2 separate regions of the Homo sapiens genome follow, and region 1 is linked to region 2. Evidence: chromatin loops called from intact Hi-C (ENCODE). Cell type or tissue: PC-9. All regions are shown on one strand. Each heading gives the region's core, and the rest is flanking DNA. Links, peaks and the distances in the headings are about the cores only. Region 1 holds the start of CMKLR2 (chemerin chemokine-like receptor 2). Region 2 has its middle 2.3 kb from the start of SNORA41.

What was found. Hi-C counts contacts between places; a loop is a spot of excess contacts. Peaks named below come from ENCODE experiments on the same cell type or tissue, not always from the same donor. Only the 100,000 strongest peaks of a DNase experiment are listed, where the experiment ranks them.
Region 1: it touches region 2 in a loop (4-fold over the local background); 6 of 110 quality-filtered maps call a loop at or near these places.

The regions. Positions count from the first base shown.
Region 1 is chr2:206,210,762-206,213,681 of GRCh38, forward strand. It overlaps CMKLR2 (chemerin chemokine-like receptor 2), which reads right to left and starts at 2,610. Exons shown (of 2, transcript NM_001389445.1): 1 at 2,546-2,610. All of the region lies in intron 1 of CMKLR2-AS (CMKLR2 antisense RNA), which reads left to right. In PC-9, for the core only: no CTCF peak of the experiment used is centred there; DNase peaks (open chromatin) are centred at 1,140 and 2,650; H3K4me3 peaks cover 1,451 bases; H3K27ac peaks cover 2,200 bases.
Region 2 is chr2:206,163,054-206,165,973 of GRCh38, forward strand. No RefSeq gene overlaps it. Among named protein-coding and RNA genes, the nearest start is that of SNORA41, 2.3 kb to the left of the region's middle. In PC-9, for the core only: CTCF peaks have their summits at 1,373 (motif pointing right) and 1,574; no DNase peak of the experiment used is centred there.

The DNA.
Region 1 (2,920 bases), core at 151-2,650, 48 kb after region 2:
GCAAATAGCATTTTTATATGGCACAACTGAATAAAGAAAAAGCTCTGTCAACTCTCACTTATACAATTAAGTAAAATGTTTCATTGCCAGATTTTTCCACTCAATTAGAGGTTTATCATTATAAACCGTTAAAGAGAAAGTTTTGTGAAAAATTAAGGATATCATATCTATATGCTATTTTTTTCTAGGTTCAATGATTTAACGTCAATTCAACTTTGTATTTTATTATTTTTCATGCCTAGGGACAATTTGGTCCTAATGAAAATTCAAGCAGGCACATATATATTCCTGCTTGGATTCTCCACCTTTTTCAAGCTGCCAGGTTGTCTACCTCCTTTCAAACTCATTCTCCATGAAGGCTTTTCTTTTCCTTTCTTTTTCAGATTAACTCTGCCTTTATCCCATGCCTGACCCACCCACGAGTGTTCCTCAAGCACTTTCATAATGATGATAGTTTATGTGTTTATAGCGATCACTTTTGGTTGAATATTGGTCTCCACTGTATCCAGTTACGTAAAGCACTTAACATGGAGGAACTATACCCAATTCATTCAGTTATTTTTTGTTTTGTTTTGTGTTTTGAGACGGAGTCTTGCTCTGTCTCCCAGGCTAGAGTGCAGTGGCACGATCTTAGCTCACCGCAGCCTCCGCCTCCCGGGTTCAAGCAATTTTCCTGTCTTAGCCTCCCAAATAGCTGGGACTACAGGCACATGCCACCACTTCTGGCTAATTTTTGTATTTTTAGTAGAGACAGAGTCTCTACTAAAGGCTGGTCTCGAACTCCTGGCCATATCTTATCACCAGAGATGAGAAGTCTCCACACCATGCCTGAACAGTTACTGTCACTAAAACTATCATATCACCAGTCTGTTCTCCTAAGGACCCATTTATGTTTCCAAAAATCACTTGTTTTCCCGTAAGTGCCCTTCTCTTCCATTTCTCCTATTCTCCTATTAAGATGGCATATATAAAACAAAACAAAAAACAAAAAAACACACACATTAAAAAAAGAAAAAGAAAAAAAGATGGCATATAAGCCCTAAATTCTAACTACCCATCTGAGTCACTTTTTTTTTTTTTTTTTTTTAAGCTAGGGTTAGGTTCTGGTTGCCCAGGCTGGAATGCAGTGGCACAATCATAGCTCACTCAGCAACCTCTGAGTCACATTTACTTGGGAACGCCCATATCTACATACATAAAATTAAATTTTGTTTTCTCTTGCTAATCTTTCTTCTGTCAATTTCATTTGCTGGTGCCTGATAACAAATCTAAGAGGGAACAGGAGAAGTTTTTTCTCCCTGACACATCTATAATCTCACCATCAGAGTAACACATCTATTATCAGTTTTGCATATTCAATCTTTTCTACTTCATTTATTTTTTACATGATTATCATTCTGGTTAACATGATCTGTTATTAAATATTTATCTCAGGGACATGACAATTAGCAGTCAAGTAACAGAAAATGTATGACCTTTTATAAACTAAATGACTTAAATCAGATAAAATCATAAAATAGGCCATGAAAAACATAATAATCTAGTGTCTGGAAGATGTACAAATATGATGAGAATTATTCACTAAGAATAATTACTTATAACTTGAGACCCAGGAAAGGTCCCTTGGCCTTTTTTTTTTTAACAAGACAAAATTACCATCGGATTAATTTAACAACAGGTTTGTGGATTCTTGGGTGAATGAGTCTGCCTTAAGTGAAAAAGGCAATTTAAGAGCATTATTGCCAGTGAAAGTCCTGTTATCAAACTTGATTTGGTTTTCATCAGCTTTCTTTTGGAGGAAAAGATAAAAGACAATTGGTGCTCACAGTTTCTGACTAGAAAAGGAATAATTGAATAGCTGAACCCTTGTCTCCCACAGTCTTCCCTGCATTTAGCCATCTACCCCTTGTTGGGAGAGCCCAGATACCAATTATTCTAACAAGAAATTGATAGCGAGATTCAAAAAGGCAACAACAACAAACAAATGGGAAGGCCCAACAAACCACAAGCCTTTCATCGTAAAAATGGGGAGCCAGTGGCGGGGAGCTGCATTACAACTCAATTTATAACTTTTTTCCCACCTTGTAATCTAAAGAGGGCAATATCAGCTTTCATCTCGGAGTACCATTTTTTTCTACTAGTTTCTCAACAGTGAGCCTTCCACAAATGATGTTTGACTATTTCTAGATCACAACTCCTTAAAAGACAGATTTATGAGCTGTAATTATGTAGGTAAAAGCTGAGAAAATTACTGAAAGTTCTTTGTCCGCCCACCCCAGCAACATGCTCATTTTCTCTCTTGCAGTGTTTTAGGATTAATCAGCAGCTGTAGCGAACCCTGTAGGATCGTCCCTAAACACTTTTGCCAAGACCAAAAATATGAATCTGCAGACAGAGCATTTTGTAAACGATCAGGAGTCCTTTTCCTTTTTTGCCAGCTGGTAGTTAGTCAAATGCTGTTTTGTAAATAAATCATCTGCAGGAATCCTCATCAGGTCCACTGTAAATGTGTCAGTTTGAGGAAAACAAACAGGAAAGCACTTACCAGTTAAATTTCTGTGAGGAGAGAAGCTATTGTCATGCCTGGGTGTACCTTCCCGGTTCCAGAATGAAATGGAGGGTGGTGTTCAGAACGGCTGCATTCCTCATTCCACTTTTATCTGGCTTTTGAAATGACAGTGTAGAGAAGAATGATGTTGGGTTTTGAATGTGGTTCTTCCCTTCCCCCACCCCCCTCCATAAAAATTCATCATGCAATCCTGGAGAAAAGTAAGCAATGAACATACTGTACAAATTAATTCTTTCGACCAGCCTATGTTTGTGTAAGAAGTTTGTTTTTTGAATGGAAACCACTGCTACTAGCTGTTCTGCTGCAGACTGAAAATCGGTAATGGATGGGGGTCACCCAGCCCTCCTTTGT
Region 2 (2,920 bases), core at 116-2,615:
ATTGCAGTGCAGGCCAGGTGTGGTGGTTCATGCCTGTAATCCCAGCAGTTTGGGAGGCTGAAGTGGCTGGATCGAGACCAGGAGGCTGATACCAGCCTGGGCAATGGGGAGAGATCCTGTCTCTACAAAAAATATAAAAATTAGCTGGACATGGTAGTGCACCCCTGTATTCCCAGCTATTTGGGAGACTGAGGTGGGAGGATTTCTTGAACCCAGGAGGTTGAAACTGCAGTGAGCCAAGGTTGTGCGACTGCACTCCAGCCTGGGTGCCAGAGCAAGGTCCTGTCAAAAGAAAAAAAATTGTAGTGCAACTTTACCCACTTGTGATGTCCTTAGCAGTGCCTGATGATGTGATTTGTTGTAACCTAGCATCTTTGCACTGGGAACTTGATGTGAGATGTGTGACACTGCTAGAAGACACCTAACCCAGAGGAGGGAGGGCTTCCCAGAATTTGGCATGACTTACAACTACTTAACAGGTTACAAATTTAAAATAATGACTCATGATGTAAAGAAACCATCTTTTAAGTGTTGGGAATGTGATTTGGAGTAGCACTGTGTCCTGGGAGGGGGATTATATAGGTAACTGGTTCCCAGGCTTCCCAGAAAAACTTGACTTTGCTGTGAAGATTCATAGGTGCTGGGTTGTAGAGGCGGAATATTTTACTTGGATTTGGAAATCTGATTGGTTCTCATGCTGCAGGTAAATACTGGGATGAGGGTAGTATGTTGAGTGAAGAGATGGTCAAGTATTGGAAACCGTTTAATCTTAACAGGGAATTTGGGGTCTGGCTAACATTTGATACATTTTTTTAAATAGTAGTTTTACAAAAGCAGTGCTTGGGAATTGCTGATCTCAAATGATCAAAAAATTTTAGGTCAATTTTTTTTTTTTTTTTTTTTTTGAGATGGAGTCTCACTCTGTTGCCTGGGCTAGAGTGCAGTGGTGTGATCTCAGCTCACTGCAACCTCGGCCTCCCAGGTTCAAGCAATTCTCCTGCCTCAGCCCCCTGAGTAGCTGGGATTACAGGCATGCGCCACCATGCCTGGCTAATTTTTCTATTTTTAGTACATACGGGGCTTCACCATTTTGGTCAGGCTGGTCTCGAGCTCCTGACCTCAGGTGATCCACCCACCTTGGCCTCCCAAAGTGCTGGGATTATAGGCATAAGCCACAATGCCCAGCCCCTAGGTCAATTTTTTAATAGAACTATACAGTGCTATTTCTTCTCCATCTGATTTTATGTTGTGACTGCCTTGACTGTGGGAAACTATATTATAAGGAAGATTTATTTAACAGATAGATACATTGAATAATATCTCTAAGCAATGTTTATAATCCAACAGCCTAAAAGTCATGGGAGACATTTTCAGGTTGTCATTATCATAAGAGCCAGCAGAGGGCAGCACTACATTTTCTGGAAAACCAGAGAGTTTGGGAATAATGAAAATGCCAAAAGAAACACAAAAAACAAAAAACCAAAACCATGAATAAACTTCGGTGAATGGTAATAAAAATTTGCAATTATTGACATGGTGAAGGGGTTGAGTTCCAAATAGCTTGGCCAAAATGTTAACTATCAGCAGAAGTTTATGATGAGAAAACTAATGATTAATAATTAGTTTAAAGGTGGTCAAAAATTTAGAATGGTCAATTCAAACCACAGATGTCTTCAGAATCCTACAGTGATGAATGATGAGGCATACCATTTTGAAATCTTGATTCTACACCCTTGAATAAAAAATATTTTGATGGTATCTTTTAACTTCATATTTTAAAAAACACATGGCCGGATGTGGTGTCTCACACCTGTATTCCCAGCACTTTGGGAGGCCGAGGCAGCTGGATCATGAGGTCAGGCGATCTAGACCATCCTGGCTAACACAGTGAAACCCTGTCTCTACTAAAAATACAAAAAATTAGCCAGGTGTGGTGGCATGCGCCTGTAGTCCCAGCTACTTGGGAGGCTGAGGCAGGAGAATTGCTTGAACCCGGGAGGCAGAGGTTGCAGTGAGCTGAGATCACGCCACTGCACTCCAGCCTGGGCGACAAAAGTGAGACTCCATCTCAAAAGAAAAAAAAAAAGATAATATACCAACAGTTCAAAACTCAAGAGTATGTACAATGAAGTCTCTCCTGTCCCCTAGGCCTCCAGTTCCGCTCCATCAAAGCAGTGTTAACAGGTTCTTAGGTCTTTGCAGAGCCACTGTAAGCTTATGCATAGACTAATTGTAACACACCACATAGACTTTTGCACCTTGCATTTTCCTTTTGAAAATGAACACCTTGGGGCCGGGTGTGGTGGCTCACGCCTGTAATCCCAACACTTTGGGAGGCCTAGGTGGGCAGATCACAAGGTCAAGAGATCCAGACAATCCTGGCCAACATGGTGAAACCCTGTGTCTATTAAAAATACAAAAATTAGCTGGCCGTGGTGGCGCACGACTGTAGTCCCAGCCACTTGGGAGGCTGAGGCAGGAGAATCGCCTGAACCCGGGAGGCGGAGATTGCAGTGAGCTGAGATTGTACCACTGCATTCTGTCTCAAAAAAAAAAAAAAAAGAGCCAGGCGCGGTGGCTCATACCTGTAATCCCAGAGGTGGGGGATCACGAGGTCAGGAGTTTGAGACCAGCCTGGCCAACATGGTGAAACCCTGTCTCTACTAAAAATACAAAAAAAAAAAAAAAAAATGAACACCTTGGAGATTATGCCTTGGATATCCCATTATTAGTACATCCTTATTTAATAGATGCATAATTCATGTTCTCATTTCATAATTCATTTTCTCATAGTTCATTTAGACAGTCTCCTGTTGACTGGATTCTTAGGTTGCTTTTAATGTTTTGTTATTATGGGCAGTGCTGCAGTAGAAAACCCTGGTACTCATTTTCTTGAGAGCCAATATATTGAATGAACTGG